Regions from separate parts of the Mus musculus genome. Here region 2 is linked to region 1. A link is a loop called in an ENCODE intact Hi-C map of the cell type or tissue named here. Cell type or tissue: left cerebral cortex. All regions are shown on one strand. Each heading gives the region's core, and the rest is flanking DNA. Links, peaks and the distances in the headings are about the cores only. Region 1 has its middle 36 kb from the start of Gm36367. Region 2 holds the start of Gm36686 (a long non-coding RNA gene).

Region 1 (8,395 bases), core at 82-8,081:
AAACCAATGTACTCCTGAGCCTCAGAGCAGCATACTGAAGTAAATTTGTGGACCGGAAATCTAATCACTCAACTCCAGTTCCTGCACCTGTAAAATAAAGATAATGATATCTACCTTGCATTGTTGCAAGGAAAGTTAGTTTGGTTTCCAGGGCTCAGCGCGAGCAGTTTAATCTGTGCTGATGCGCCCCTGAGTGGCAGCGGTGGTGGCCCCATTACTTCCAATTCTGCAGGGAGATTTGAGATATTTTTTTCTGGCTGCACAGCTTCTAGACACCCTCCCCCGGAGTCTGTAGCCCTGGCAGAGATTTTGCACACTAACTAATATCCCCTAATAAATTGCCCTTCTGCTCAAACTAGTTTGGATTGTGTGCTACTAAAACATTAACTGATAAGGAATCTCCTTAATAAATGGTAACTATAGTTACTAATCCTGAGCTTTTCGTCCCTTTATTAGGAAAGGCATATCTGGGAGCCAGGAAATGTAAGAGTCTAAAGAAGCTGACCTAAGAATAAAATCTGTCCCCAGCCCTGGCTGAGACAGACATGGAGGGCAGCACCATGTCTGATGGATAGGTAGGGTGAGGCGGCCCCTCTCGTTTCCCAGCGACCAGGGGAAATAAAGAAGCATCTGCCTTCCACGCAGAGGTAAAATAATGATTTCTCCGAAGGAGCTTTCATGCGCCGCACTGATTAAAAGTACTAAGATGCTGCTGCTTCGACTCTGGATTTAATTTCAGACACTTAAATGTGTTATGGCTTTTCAATTGAGTTCTGTGTGTTCAGTGGAGCAGGACGCTGGGAAGCCCAGATTCTCCTTGTCATTTGGGAGACACTGAGCGGGAGTCATATCCACATCCCTGACCTTCAGAGAGCAGATGCTGAACTCCATTCTCCCACTGGCCCACAGCCTTGAGTTTGGTTATCCCTCAGGACTCCAGATGGGCCCCTCTCTGGGCACCTCCATGAAAGGAGGGAACTCTTGTCTTTCCACAAGCACAGGAGTTGAAATTAAATAGTTTGGCCTTCACCTGATCTCCTTTCTTCCTTCCACCATCGCCAATATAGTACATCTTCTCTACCCAAGCACTTTGTCACTTATGCCCTGTGGTACTATGAGGGCAAACTTCCTCATCTCTAGTTTCCTCCCCTTAAAAATAGACATGGTAGCACTAGGAAGATAGTAGAGGTGGGAAAATCCCTGATACCCAGCAAGACTAAACAGTGAGCTGAAGGGTCAAGGACCTGTTACAATAGACTGGGTGGAAAAGTGAATACTGTGGATACGTCAACCTCTGACCTATACACACAGACATACACACACACACACACACACACACACACACACACATGCACACACACACACGCATGCATGCATAAGCACCCCCAACACAAACACATGCACATACATACATACATACAGACATACACATGCATGCAAACACAAACACACACACACACACACACACACACACACACACACACACACACGAGCACCTCAACTAAACACATGCACCTACATGCACAACACACATAAAAGAAATAAACATTAAATATATAAATAGATATGGTCTTGTCTCACAAACTGTACCTTAAGACAGCAGAACGCTAAATACTAGCACTGAAAGGTTTAGATAAAATAAAATAGTTACCTATAATCTCACTTTAAAGACAATAATCACAACTAATCATACCACGGCCCTTATCCTTACCTTTCCAGAAAGTGAGAAAACAAAAGGGAGTCAGGGACCCTGTGTTGTGATGATGTGGCTGTGATGTGTTGGTCCTCATGATGTGCCTATGATATCCTGGTCCTAGTGCTTAGATTATACATCCTCTCAAAGAGATTAAAGAAACAATGGTTGTGTTGACACAGCTCACAATCACAAGCAGACTCTGCCGAGATGGGGAGGCCCCTTTACCCTGGCCTAGACTCAGAGAATGGTACCCATTTGAAAGCCCTGACTGGAACCATCTCTTAGTCCCTCCTTCACTCACCCTTCTCATTAGCACTATGAGCAGCATCCTTCTTCTACCTTCTCTGTGACCCACCTCCTGAAGAGCGGCAAGCACACTGGATGCAGGTGTGAAGTGGTCCCAATGCACCTCTGAGTCCAGAGATCATTGGGTGGATAATGTGGAGTTTACTAAAATTTAAACTGGTTTTGTCCAACCATAGATTTTTTTTCTTACTTCCTTTTCTTATAGGATTCACTTTAGGAAAATCTGATAGTAAAAATTCTTTCTTAGTCTCTTCGCAAAGTAAACTGTCTTTGGGTACTAGATTGCCAATATTATAAATTGTAAATGTCTTCCTCAAGAAGCTGGGAGCCATCCCTTTAAATGTGATCACTATACCACTTAAGGCCACTATTTCCTAGTCTCCGTGGGACACTAAGAGACTAACTTTCCTAAGCACTAAGTACCATATGTTGATGGATAAGTAACTTTTTAACTTTCCGAAAAATATCTTCCATCACTCTTGCACTGGCTCACCGAAGGCTTCAAACTCCCTCTCCTTTCACCTGAGCAGAGCCCATGGAGTGCTTCTTCCCTATTTAAGTGAAGTATTCCTTGGGTCTTCAATGAAGTATTCCTTGCCTGTTTAGCTTTATTTTCTGTGTTTTTCGATTGGTGAGGTCATTTAATGGAATAACCTAGAAGCTTCTGTAACACTCCACAAAGACAAAAGGAAACCAGATGCACAGAGTTAGACAGCATGGTTTGGGTGCGAGAGAGGGGTGATGTGTTTGTCTGCTGTCATTAGGACAAATCACTTGAGATGCAACTGTAAAAGGAGAACAGGCTTCAGTCCATGATCACCTGGCCCTGTTGCTTTGGGCTTGAAGCCAAACAGAACACCATGGTGAGGAGCAGGTGGTAGAGAAAACCTTCTCATCTTGTAGTATCTAAGAGAAAACGGAGCAACAAAAGAAAGGATCAGTATCCCAGTACCCTAACCCCTTACCACTAGGACACACCCACTAAAGTATTGATTCTCAGCTTGTTGGTTGTGCCCCCCTTGGTGGTTGCCTAAGACCATCAGAAATCACAAATATTTACATTCCAATTCATATCAGTAGCAAAAGTTACACTTGTAAAGTAGCAATGAAAATAATTTATGGTGGGGGGGTCATCATAACATTAGGAAATACATTAAAAGGTCACAGCATTAGGAATATGTAGGCTTAGATTGTTCAAAACCTACTTTTAATAAGGATTCTTAAATGTCTTACTGTCCCTTCTAGCCCACCACCCACCAGAGGTAGTGGAAATGAAAGGTTAACAGAGCTAAGGAAGATGTGTTTAGAAACATTGGAGCAAATATAATCTGTGTTGTCAGGATATCAGCAGTTCAGCTCACACAAGTCAGCAGTGGCAGCTTGATCCACTCAAAAATATCCTTCATGAATCAGCAATGGAAGGTTGATCCAGAAGAAACCACAAGGCTCCACCAGTTGGCCTGCGTCCATAGAAATGGCAAGAAGCAGCCACCGGAATACCACCAGAAGATTTTTTGGTACATTTCTATGAAGTCATGACAAATGATGGCCAGCAAAGAATGGCAAGGTGTACCAATGCCATCTAATGTCATCCACTGGCTATAATTATACTCTTTTCAAGTATCTCATGATCTCTCAAGCATCCGCTCTAGAAAAACATCACATGACCTTTTTCCAGGCTACCTCCAGAGAAGCACCACGTGTCTGTTCTTAGCAAAACATCCTCTCATAAGACATTTTCCAGAAGAACATCACATGACACAATTGAGTCTCTGAAGAAACTAAAAATTTCCACTTCAGGAATGTTGAGAACCACTGTCCTAAATGGTTCACCACTTTCCAGGAGTGCCACTGGCTGGAGATAAAGCCAGATAAAGCTCATGAGTCTTTCAGCGACAACTAATTCCCAATAGTGATATCTAATCTTGGTTGTCAACCCAAGGTCCCTCGGAAGGGAGGAATGAACTGAGGAGCTGCCTCCATCAGATTAATCTGTGAGCATGTCTGTGGGGCATTTTCTTGATTGGAATCAATGTAGCTGGGTCCAACCCAATGTAGGAAGTACCATCTCTGGATAGAAGGGCCTGGGCTCTATGAGAAAGGCCACTGATTGAGCTGGTGGGAGCAAGCAGTGTTCCTCCATGGTCTCTGCTTCAGTTCCTACCTCCTGGTTCCTGCTTTGCTTCCTTTAGTGATGGACTGTGGCATGGCACCATAAGCCAAACAAACTCTTTCCCGACCCCTGAGTTGCTTAAGGTCATGGTGTTTATTATAGCAACAGAGAAGCAAACCAGGAGAGAAACCACAATAGAAGCAAAGGAAAGTTTGTAATTTGAATGTTTATTTGTGTTGGTAGCTTCTAAACAATAATCCTGCTACATTGTACCTGTAACTATGTAACTAGAACCCTTGGCTTTCTCCTGGGAGAATAAGAATTAGTAAATCAACTTTAGAAGTATTCAGCAGTGTCTACTGAAGCTGGATATCTGCCAGTCCTGGGAATGGCAATTCCTCTCGCAAGCACCAAAACAGCCGAAAGGGAGTTGTGTGAGCCAAACTGTGTGTAAAGGAGAGCTAATCTCAGCAAAATTTGTCATCAGTTCTAGTTGAAAATACTCCAAATTCCCATCAAGAGGAGAATGAATAAAATGAGATGTGTGCATTGTGGAAAGGGAGAGGGAGGGGGGGGGGAGGAGGAGGGAGAGGGAGATGGAGAGGGAGGGCAGAGGGAGGAGGAGGGAGGAGGGAGAGAGGGAGGAGGAAGAGAAAGGAGAGACAGACAGACAGACAGACAGACAGACAGACAGACAGACAGACAGACAGAAAGACAGAGAAAGCAGAGGGAGAGAGAGCTGTAAAATGAACCGGCTGGAAGGGTATGTACCGATATGAGGAAACTTTACAAACACTTCAGTGAGCAAAGTAACTGAGAGGAACAGTGGATGCATTGAACAACCCCACATAGACAACATTTTGACACAGTCACAATCCACAGATTTTGAGGTCAGAACAACAGTAACCCCCCACTAACACAGGAATAAAGGGGGAATTCTAGGAGATTTGGGAGGGCTGGTCATACTCTGTGGTTGATCTGCTGGCCAGCCCATATCTTTGCTCTGTGAGGTTCTCTCTGCTGAAGGTACCTGAACACACACACACACACACACACACACACACACACACACACACACACACAAAGGGTTCTTGTTTATTCTTTCAGTGTGTCAACGCTTCCTGGGCATCCTTAGGCCCATAGGTGCAGAAAGATGCATCTCTTGGCCTATGACAGTCCAGCATCAGGAACAAGAGACCCTAGACTAAGGGTTCTCATAAGATGGTCTCCTGGCATGCAGCATCAACAGTACATGGCACTGGTTATGAATTCACATTTCTGCATCCACACTCCCAGACCTTCATAACACAGGTAGCAGTCAAAAAAAAATGGTGTTTTAGCAAGCACTCATTGATCTGATACAAGTTTGAGGTCACAAAACCACTTCTATATGTCCAACAGAGCACTTAAGAGCCCTAACCCTAACCCTAACCCTAACCCTAACCCTAACCCTAACCCTAACCCTAACACCCCTAATGTAGCTTCCTTGCTTTCTTTTCTAATGAGCTTGTTCTGAAGAGATGGCAGTAGAATGGATCTCTGGCAGTCACACACACACACACACACACACACACACACACACACACACACACTCCCCATATCTCTCTGGCTAGCTTCTCTAGTTTCATAGACAGGGCAGAGATAACAGGAAATTGTCTGTTACTCAACCCATGTGCTGATGATACTGCTCCAGGGAGGCGACTCAACACCAGAGCAATTGTGTAGGAGAAAAAAACACCAAGCCATCACGATGTCCAACAGGGAGCTGTGGCCACCGTTCCTGTGCACAACCCTTGGTCCTTCCAAACTTGGCATGTGGCATATGGGAGTCCACATTCATGTATAGAGGAGAGCATCTCTGTTCTGCAGACGTGAGGCTATAGGCTTCTGGCATTCTCTACCCCTGTTATTGCTGTCATTTCTACCTTCCTGCCCTCTAGAACCGTAACACAAAGCTAGCCTATTTAAAACAAACCCGCCACAATCTGCTCCAGAGAGATTTGCTCTGAATTTGCCCCAGACTGAAAACTGCACACGGCCAAGGTTTAAAAGCTTATGTTGGGAGAAATTGAACATTATCTCCGACTAATGTTTTCTTACCATACTTAAATTTCCAGAGGCGTTTACAAAAATTAAACATCACTGACAGCCGAGTCCTTTATTTATGAAGCCAGAAATAGGCATCAATCCTGCAATCACGTTATTATTTTTCTTATTGCTCTTGTCAGTGTATATTTCACTGTCACTGGATGGGATGAGTTTAGGGTGGTGTGGGAATAGAGTGTTTATTGACGTGTGCTTTCTTGATATTAAAAACAAACCATGGGCTTCTGTCTTAAGGTCTTGGAAAAATTAGTTATGCACATGAGAGATTAAAATTTAGCTCTGATTTGCGTTTTTAAAACTAGTTCTTCAGAACTGGAGAAATAGCTCATTGGCATGTTCATAGCATATGTGGAGCTCTGAGTCCATCACTCAGCCTCATGTAAACTGGTTGTGGTGACATTTGTCTGTAGTCCCTGGATGCCAGAGGTGGAGGCAAAGGGATCAGACTTTAAAGGTCACACCTGGTTACATCATAAGTTTGATGACAGCTTGTAAAACATGAGACCACGTTTCGTTTTATACCATAACTATCAAAATAACAATGATGATATTGATGCTGATGATAATCCTAGGATTTTTTAATATAGCACAATAGTCACCACCAATTTTACTAACACCTAAAAATGTATTTAGCCATCTTGAAGTTGTATTAAGTGGCAGTTGGGCCACTGAGTACAGGGGAGGAAGGTAGAGTATTTAGGCATCTCTCTAAAGTTGGGTAAATGCACAAAGTGGCTCTATTAATAAGAAAAATAGCATTGAGGGCTGGAGAGACAGCTCACAAGTGTGAGGACATGAGTTTAGAGTTCAAACACAGAAACCGGACATAGCAGTGTAAGTACTTGTAACCTCACTGTTCCTCCAGGGATATGGGAGGCAGACAGGAGACACCCTGGAAGTTCGTGGAACAGCTAGGCTGGCATACACGATGCCAATAAGACCTGATCTCATGCCAACAACACCAGAGGTTGTCCTCTAACCCATATCCAAGGACTGTGGTACATACTCATCTGCACTGACACACATGAATACATACACACACACACACACACACACACACCACTCTTAAGAACACTGACCAAGGGCATTAGAGAAGAGAATGTTCACCCCTTCTGCACCCAGAGAAAGAGGAGTCTAGACAAGATGAGGGAATGAAAGACCATCACATGTCCTGCAGTTGCAGCTCGTCCAGTTGAGTCTCACAGGGAATCAGGGAGATTGGTTTTGGGCGTGAATGTCCCAAAAGGTCAGACACTGTGGACAGAGAGAGCCTAATCTTTTACAAAGTGCTGATAGGATCTGAGACACACATGTGTCCTTTCCTTCCTGCACATGTTTGCAGTTCAAGCTTCTGAGAAGTGAGGTCCAGAGAACGTTTGCAGTGGGCATGATGGATGAAAGAGGGGGTATCCACTGTCTTGGTAAAATAAGAGCATGGTCTTCAAAGCCATGTATACCCTTGATGTGACATCTAAGAAGAGTCCTTCCTCTTGGGTCCTGGCTTTCGTCCCTGGTGTCCTCTGGCTGTCAGGTCATCCATCTCTCTGCTAACTAGTCAAGACTTCCTGTTCATCACATCTCTCAAAAACAGACTCAAGCCTTCCCTAGTTTAAAAATATCTTCCCACCACCCACATTTCCTGCAGTTACTGCTCTCTCCTCCTCCTCCTCAGACCCAGACTTCCCAGACAATTATCCACCCTGCATTCTCCATATGTTCCCGCCCACACACCCCTCAGTTCACACCATGTCGTCTTCAAGCCCATCCATGGACGTGAAGAAGACACAGTGATCTCCGGGGGCCTCTCGGTTACATCCTTACCTTACTGGAATCTCAACACAGGTGAAGGTCATTTTCTTCCTCTGGGGTCCATCTTGGGCTCTCTGAACCCAGTGGTCTACCTGAGATGCAGTGAGTTTCCCTCTCACACTCCTTCTCCCACCAATCACTTCACAATCCTGACATCCTATAGAGGTCATCTTTCATGTGAGGAACCGTTCCCACTACCTTACCAAGCAAATATCTGCATATCTTATCATTCTGGCTCTCTCTCTCTCTCACTCTCTCGCTCTCTCGCTCTCTCGCTCTCTCGCTCTCTCGCTCTCTCTGTGCATGTGTGTGTGTGTGTGCGTGTGTGTGTGTGTGTGTGTGTGTGTGTGTGTGTGTGTGTGTGA
Region 2 (8,395 bases), core at 227-8,226, 370 kb after region 1:
CTCCTCGGGCAACTAATGGCTGCTAAGAGAAGGAGAATCAGTCTCTTCCAAGGGAAAAGACCCTTGTTAGGTTATCCAGTTCCAAGTAGTCAGTCCTAAACACAAATCTATAGGAACAACATTAAATAAACTTAGCAGGGTGTAATTATATATAAAATATAATTACAGCAATAAAGACAATAAAAGGACTAAGCCTTCATTTAAGCAAGCACAGTATCCTGGGAAATAAAGAGCCAACACTGGGGCTGAAATACCAACATTTCCCAGATCAAAAACAGTAATAATTGATGCAGAAGAGGTCGTGAGTTTGCAAAGGAGTTAGAGTCAGGGACTGAGGGGGAGTTGGTGGCAGGGAGAGAGGAAGGTGGAAACGGTATAAATTTGTGTGTGAAGTTCTCGAGCAAAATTATAAAATGCATATAATAAAAATGATTTTTCTAAAGTTCACTTTCCCCAGTCGCTAGCTTTCAGCAGCTTCCTACTGTTCTAGACCATGCTGCATGCTGGGAAGCAGGCCAACCATCCAGAAAAGACATTCTAGAGCAGATGTTTGTCAGGGAGACCTCTGATGGGCTGGTGGGAAGACCAGTGTTGAAGCAGGAAAAGAGACCGTGTCAAAAGGACATGGAATCCACACCACTGAGCACACAGTAGGTCTTGAACACAACCCAAAGCCAAGCCAGATCCAACAAGGATGTGCTAAGTGGTTCTCGCCTGACTCCAGAATGCCCTGAGAAAGCCCTCTCCCTGCGCCTTGCTGTTAGTGAGGCCACAGCTTGAACTGTGAACTGTGGGTGAGTCGAAAAGAACTGATTTCTGTTTGGTGTTTAGGATGCAGGATGGAGGGTGTAGAACTATGGAAACAGAAGCAAGCTAGCTACTAACGCTCAAACCGCAGAGCTGAGACGGGGCCGAACATCTGTTTGAAGGCGAATATACCAATCATAACTCAGATCTTAACATCTACTGGGCAACAACAGTCGCTTACACACAGCCTCTGAAAACTGTGTTGTTCTGTCTCCCCAGCCTGTGAAGGGCGCAGAACGCAATCTGCACTTGCTTATTTTGTATCTAAGCAACTGTCAGATTCCATATCTACTAATAAGAAAGGGTATAATTATACCCTGATACTTTAATTAGCAGCAGATGCCAGTGTTTGTGAAGAAAATGTAAGATTCTAGAGCCCAATTATATGCAAGCTTCAGGCGCCTGATGTCGGACCTCTAATTCACTCTGTAGGTCAGCAGAGACCAGAGGAGAGGGCCACAGACTGTGCCAGCCTTGGCCGCATGAGGACAAATGGTGCCCAATTTGCATGGGATTCTCATCTCATTGGCTATCATGTGGGCCTCAGTTCTCTAGCCACATGCCAGAAAGCATGGTAACACATCTCACTTGCTAATTCTCCATTTCCTTCTATCTGCAAAACTTAAGCAATATACCCTAACAAAGGAGCCAAACCCCAGAACCTGAGGAACAGGAGCAGCCCACAGCAAACTGTGACTGGGTCGTTTGAACAGCACCTTCCTGAGAGAGCGTCTGAGCTTTTCTGTGGCAGAAGGTATATGTCCTCAGGCCGGGGGGGGGGGGGGGACTTAAAAAACAACGTTTAACTAGTTCAGTTTATTTTTCTCTCTCAGAGTACAAAGCAAGTTACTATAATAAAACAGAAACTTTCTTCTTAAAGTCTCTAAGTACTTGTCATGTATTAAGCCTTCCTTTGGGGAAGGACAAGAGAGATCAACTATGTCCTTGGAGTCCCCAAGTTAGTCTTCTTCGGCTGGTAATTTGCAAAATCCTCTTGGGACTTAAAATAGCATCAGAATTCTTTTTCTTTTTCTTTTTCTTTTTTTCTTTTCCTTTTTTGATGTCGGTTTTGTTTATTTGTTTTGTATTTTTGAAGACAGGATTTCTCCGGATAGCCTTGGCTTTTACTGAATTCAACCTGTAGACCACGCTGGCCTCAAACTCAGAGATTTGCCAGCTTCTGCCTCCTGAGTGCTGGGATCAGAGCTGTGCATCACCACCTCCCATCTCAGACGTTTTTTTAAAAGGTCAGGAGAGGCTGGGGTTGTAGCCCAGTTGGTAGAGTGCATACCTAGCATGCATAGACGTTCCAACCCTGGTCCATAGAAACGGGCTATGATGGCCATGCCTGTAACCCCAACACTGAGGAGGCAGAGGGACAAGGGACTTAGAAATTCAAGGTTACCTTCAGCTATACAGCATGTTGAGGTCAGCCTGGGCTACTCGAAACCTTTCTCAATAAAACAAAATAACGTTGAAAATTTAAAAGGTAGAAGGAAAATAAGAGGAAGGAAAAGGAAAGAGTTTAAGAGAGAAGGAAGAGAAAGGAAGGGAGGGAGGGAAACAGGGAGGGAAGAAGGAGGGAGGGAGGGAGGGAGGGAGGGAGGGAGGGAGGGAGGGAGGGAGGGAGGGAGGGAGGGGAGAGAGAGCAGCACTGATTAGATTTGTGCTTCATATGAGTCCCCTGTGTCTTCAGTCCTCAGCACAGAGCCTGGCTCGTGTCTGCTTGTCTTGGCTTTGCTAAAATGAGCACAGTGGATCTCTGAGAGCCTCCAACAAGACACAGCGAAGACATGTTCTCACACCCATCCTACAATCCACAACCCTACTGCCGTTAAGCCTGCAGACGTCTACAGCAATGGCAATCTCACCAAGCCTCAATTTCCGTTAAAGACAGATAGTCACTTGAAAAAATCAGTGTCTAAACTTGAATGCTGAAATCTCTAAAACCAGTGTCTCCACCTATCTGTCATGACCCCAGGTTATTTCAGACAGCACTGCCTTCAAATAGGCTGAAATTCATTCTGGTTTTTGGTTTGTTTGTTTTTTTTAAGTGGGTTCCCAAATAAATTTTCAAACTCTTATCTCCACAGACCAAATAGGCCTGCTTAAACCAAGCACCATATGATAAAGAGACAGGATTTGGGGCTGGAAAGATAACTTAGCAATTCAGAGCACTGACTACTCTTCTAGAGGATCCGAGTTTGATTCCTAACACCCATGTGATAGCCCACATCCATCTATAACTCCAGTTCCAGGGGAATCTGAGGCCCTCTTCTGGCCTCCAAGGGAACTGCACACACAGAGTGCACAGGCACTTACCAGCAGAAGGCCCACATACATAAAATAAAAATAAGTCTTTTAAAATAGAGAGACCAGGTTTAACAAGATGACCCCACAATTCAGGGGGGTAATGGAGCCTTCCTTTGCCTTTTGTTCCAAGCCAAATTCCTCCAGTCCACAGATGGTCTCTAGCCTCTCTAACATGGCTGTCACTGGGTGCCCAAGGGAAATGAAGAACGGAGAGAACCAAAGAAAACCTGAATACTCTTTCCCAGTCTGGTCAGCCAACTATGTGGATGTGGACGGACTATACACCAACAACTCTCGCTCCAGTCTTTCAGGCCAAAGGCAGCAAAAGTCAGCATCTAAGAGCTGTGCAGGTGCATGCCAAGGGCCCACGGTGCATGGTGAGAAAGGATGTTCCCATTCGTGCAGCCTGCCTGTGACTGACGAGTGCTGCAAACTGTCCGGCTGTTGCCTCCCCTGACCTCCGGGAGCAGAACCAAGCGGACGGGGGTGAGGATGGGGGACTTTTTACCCACACCTCATTCTCTGCAGCTTCACCATTTCCAGCTGCTGACGCCCCATCCCTGTGGGGGACAGCATGTGCTTAACATAGCTAGAGGCCAAAAAAGCAAAAAGAAAAGAAGAAGCAATGACAAATGCCCAACTCTCTCATTCCACAAGACAGCCTTCTGGACTTGCCCGTCCCCGTTGCTTTCACGTCACCCCAGCAATCTCCTTTCATGGCTCAGCTGCCCCCCTCCCCAGCCCATGTGGCTTTATCATTTTGTCTTACCCCCTAGACCAACTGCCTAGCAAACTTTTTTCCGACATCCTTCTGCTGCCATCTAGTGTGCACACACTGTCACAACGACTGAGTCCCGGAGCTTCTAAGGTACCCGTTGCCCTGGAAATAAATGCAAGGGGTGGGTTTGTCTCTGTCCATCCTTGCAGGGAAATGTCTATTTCTGGGGACACGCTAGCGTGGTGCATTTTGCTGTGTCCCTGATGCCCCCTCCCCATATAGCCTGCAGCCCTTCCTTTCAGAAGGGCCCCTCTGTAGCAGTTCCTGGATTTTCGGGTACATTCTGATCACAAGAAGATCTTGTTAAAATGCATATTCTATAGCATATTCTCTATAGTAGGATTCTTGCCTGCCCTAGGTGAGGGACAAGGTTTGATTCCCCAACACAAGAGAGAAAGGAAGGTAGGAAGGCAGAGAGAGAGAGGGGGGGAGGAAGGAAGGAAGGAAGGAAGGAAGGAAGGAAGGAAGGAAGGACTAAAAAAATAAAAAAAATAAATAAACCAATTCAGGCAGTGGTCCATGCTTACCCCATCCCACATGAAAACAGAGACAGGCAGATCCCTGAACTCGGTGAGCATCCACCCTAGCCTGCTTGGCAAGTTCTCAGCCAGCAAGAAACCATGTCTCAAAATTGCAAGGTGAATGGAACCTGAGGCACAACAGCTGAGGTCGTCCTGTGACCTCCACATGCACACACACACATACACCCTCAGAGATACGTGCACACACACACACACACACACACACACACACACACACACACACACACACACACACAAATAATAGATTAATTAAAATGCAGATTCTGATGCAGCAGTCAGGGTTGCCAGGCTCTGCGTCTATAATAAACAAACTGAGAGCCACTTTGAACAAAGAGCTAAAGATGGCCGCTGAGGACACAGGAACCTTAGCTCAGACTCTCAACAGCACAGGGGTCTGCATTCTCCATGGGACAAACACAGCGTAGCCTGCTGGACCCAGCAAGCCCTAACACCAGCAGTTTAAGAACAGTTTGAGCTTGGAGGTTGACATCTGACTGCTTCTTGCTGTGCAGCCTTGAGGGGGACACTGACCCTGTCAGAACCTCTTTTTGCCTCAGTAAAATGTAGGAAACCGTATGACCCAGTAGAAAGGATGCGCAGGACAGCCCTGTGTAGCACGGAGCCTTCACCTTTGAGCCAAAGGAAAGCACTAAAGCCCTTATTGCTCTGCTCTTGACTGTGGATTCAGTCTATAAGACGGTGGATATTAAAAGAGAGGGGTGCTTCTGAGCCCAAAGAGCAGACTCCTTCGCAAAACAGGTCAGGAAGTGGAGAGAAGCGGGGACAGGGGCGGGGGCATTCTGCCCCTCTGCTTTCGACTGCATGTTGACTGCTAGTCAGCCAGCCTGGGAGACGTTTGCTCCCTCGGGTGGCACCTCTTCCGGGACAGGTGGGTAATGGTCAATCCTACCCAGTTCCCAAGGTGATGTCCCATTTGCTGGCAGTGTAAGGAACTGGAAGGATAGAAATTATTTCAAATCCATTCTGTTTTGACTACTGTTATTAAAGTGCCCATCTCAACAGTATAAATAGTGTCTGAAGTCTTAGAGTCACCCATGATCCTCTGGGCTCCAAAGGGTTTGGGTAGCCCCATCGCTCTGGCTCTGCCATCAGCAGCATGTGAAGGCTATCACCCAGGCTCCACACCTGCCACTGTCCTTCGTGGTCTTCCCACCAGTCTTGCATCTCCAGTATGCTGGGGTCTCCATGGAAACAGCTTCACCCACAGCCTCATGGCCCCTCTACTGGAACTCCATCCCTGCCACATCGGGCTAAGTCTTGGCTGTTATCCATAACTCCTTCCTGCCTTCAAAGTCAGTACCATGTTGGAGACTCTTATGTATTACCAAGTTTGACTACCAACCTGAGAGGCAGCCTTGGCCACCTCCCTAGACCATGGCCTTCTGAGTGGTGACCCTGACTGAATAAATTCCAGATTTCATTTCAGTGATGCTGGTCTCTCTGTGATTGCAGCTGATTTCTCAGTCCAAGCTGACCAAAAGTTACAGATTGTTCATTCAAAGCATCACATGAATGGCCCCCCTAGGTCTTTAAGGGGCTCTGAGACATCGCTCTGATACTTCCCACGCCAGGCCTCCAGCCTTTTCACTGCTCCCTGCATTGTCTTCCAAGCTCCTACTGCAGCACAGTCTGTAAAAGCTTTCACTTTCTTCCAACCACATAGTCCAAAATCTAAAATCTATGAGGTCGGGTCCATCACAGCAGCATCCCATTTTCTGTTAACAATTTTTGTCCTGGTTCAATTCCCGTTGCTGGGATAAAACACCGACCAAAACCACCTTGTGGGGACAGTAACTTCAGCTCACAGGTTACAGTCTATCATTTTGGGAACCCAAGACAGGACCCTGGAAGGAGAATAGAAGAACACTTCTAACGGTCTTCCTTGCTCTCCATTGCATGCTTGTTCAGCCTGTTTTCTTATACAAGACTACCTGCCTAGGGATGCCACCGCCCACAGTGAGCTGGCCCCGCCCACATCAAACATTTATCAAGAAAATGCCCCCCACACACAGGCCAATTCAGGAGGCAATTCCTCAATTGGGGTGCCTGCTTCCCAGGCGATGCTATTTTATGTCAAAGTAACAAAAAAAAAAAAAAAAAAAAAACAAAAACGAACCAGTGCACCAGTGTTGCTTGTCGGAGGCAGCAACAGTTGGGCAGTCTATCTTCAGGCCCTCCCAAGCTCCTCCTAGCTACGATCATCTTTTATTCCTTCCTGCCCACAGACATCTCAATTTATCCTCTCTCACAAAGGAAAATGATTGCAAGGTCCTACCCTCTTTTTCGTGAAGAGAAAAGAAAACTAATATTGTTTTCCTGCTCAGAGCTTTGTCAGAAATGCCTCGAAGACAAAATTAAATTTGAGATCAATCAAAACCTTGAGCAAAGAGATGAGCCAGACTTCCCTCAGGGCTCAGGCTATGCAGTCCTCTGCCAGGCACTGTAAGTCCCGGCCCTGGCAGGTGACCCAGCCCTTGGGAGGACTGCTGGGTGCCTGCCCTTCCTGTCCCTGGATTTTACCTCCTGATGATGTCATCCTTGCCCTGATCTGATCCCAGTTTCGGGTGCACAGCCCTGGTCCCTTAGGGCTAAGGAACCTTGAACTGTGAGTCTGGCTTCTTAAATACTCTAAGGGTGGTCTCCGTGACCCTCAAAACAGCAGCCAGCAGCTAAGCATTGTGTCTTTCCCCATCATAAGGATGAGTTAGGTTGATTGAGGATTTTCTTTTTTGTCCTTTAAAATTGTTAAGTGGCTGCAGCTCAAAATGTCACAAACACAAAAATAACATCTCTTGACACTCCGTAGGTTAAAAACAGTTCCTGGGATGAGGTCTATGTTCTGTTTCTCTGCATCTTCTTGGCTGGCACCTCCCTCCCTCCCTCCCTCCCTCCTTTCCTCTCTCCCTCCTTCCCTTCCTCTCTCTTCCATGATAAGCCTCATGGCTTTTCATAGTTTGTTTTTGCAGGCGTCCTGGTCTCCTGCAGTATCTTTCCCATCTCTGCCTAGCTCTTGTCTCCTCAGCCCCACCCACCAGAGCCTCCTCAGCTGCCCCAGCTCAGCCGCCCCAGCTCAGGCACAGCCTTTGGCCCGTATCTGCCTGTACCCAGGGTTCAGTCTCCTGCCTTCCCTTCTGCGTTCAGACCTGCTTTGTTGCTCTCTGGGCAGAGGTTCTGTGGAACACAAATGCAGCTGAGGCTTTGGTGACTAACTTGGGCTCACGCCCAGTGCCATCGGCTACTGCCATGTTGGTGGGGACAGAATCCTTGCTAACTCATCTAGGCAGGGAGCCATGGCTTGGAGCCGAGCAGCAAAGTGTCTGGGGACCAAGGAGGGGACTGATGATGGAAAACACATCAAAAGAATAGGCGATAACTCCAGTTTTCTTTCTCAGAACACCTGGCCAAGATGCCTCCTCTCTATTCCTGTCAGCCAAACAGGACGGCTGCCTCACGTAAAGAATGGGGCTTTGGCAGAGCACACAGGGGTGCAGTCAGGCCTCTGGGCAGAAATGCCTTGACTCTGTGTTCTGTCTCCCAGGGCCTCAGTGTACTCACTCGTGAAGGTAATAGCTCGAAGTGTTTCTCAAGTTCATAGAAGACAGCCGCCATAATAGATGTGAGGCACCATTGTCTCCTGGCTTCTGTTCAAAACTTCTTCCCACCAAGAATGGTGGAGCACACACCTTTAATCCCAGCACTTGAGAGGCAGTTGGGTCTCTGTGAATTCAAGGCCAGACTGTTCTACATGGTGATACCTTATCTCAAAAATAAATAAATAAATAAATAAATAAATAAATATCTTCTTATGGCCTCTCCTGTCTCTCTGTAGGAAAAAAAAAATGGCTCTTGGATAATCTCTCCAAAAAAGCTCTCTTTCAATCAGTCAATTTGCTTACAAAAGTTTACTGAGCACCTACCCCGTGCCAAGATCCTT

Evidence for each region. Peaks named below come from ENCODE experiments on the same cell type or tissue, not always from the same donor. Only the 100,000 strongest peaks of a DNase experiment are listed, where the experiment ranks them.
Region 2: a loop joins it to region 1, with 5 times the contacts of the local background. A loop is called at or near these places in 3 of 42 quality-filtered maps.

The regions. Positions count from the first base shown.
Region 1 is chr9:113,255,923-113,264,317 of GRCm38, forward strand. No RefSeq gene overlaps it. Among named protein-coding and RNA genes, the nearest start is that of Gm36367, 36 kb to the right of the region's middle. In left cerebral cortex, for the core only: no CTCF peak of the experiment used is centred there; DNase peaks (open chromatin) are centred at 4,534, 5,949 and 7,896; H3K27ac peaks cover 3,529 bases.
Region 2 is chr9:113,625,896-113,634,290 of GRCm38, forward strand. Gm36686 (a long non-coding RNA gene) reads left to right here and starts at 613. Exons shown (of 3, transcript XR_379911.3): 1 at 613-794; 2 at 1,435-1,561; 3 at 2,504-2,866. In left cerebral cortex, for the core only: CTCF peaks have their summits at 3,097 (motif pointing left) and 3,958 (motif pointing left); DNase peaks (open chromatin) are centred at 570, 999, 1,295, 2,612 and 6 more places; H3K27ac peaks cover 7,656 bases.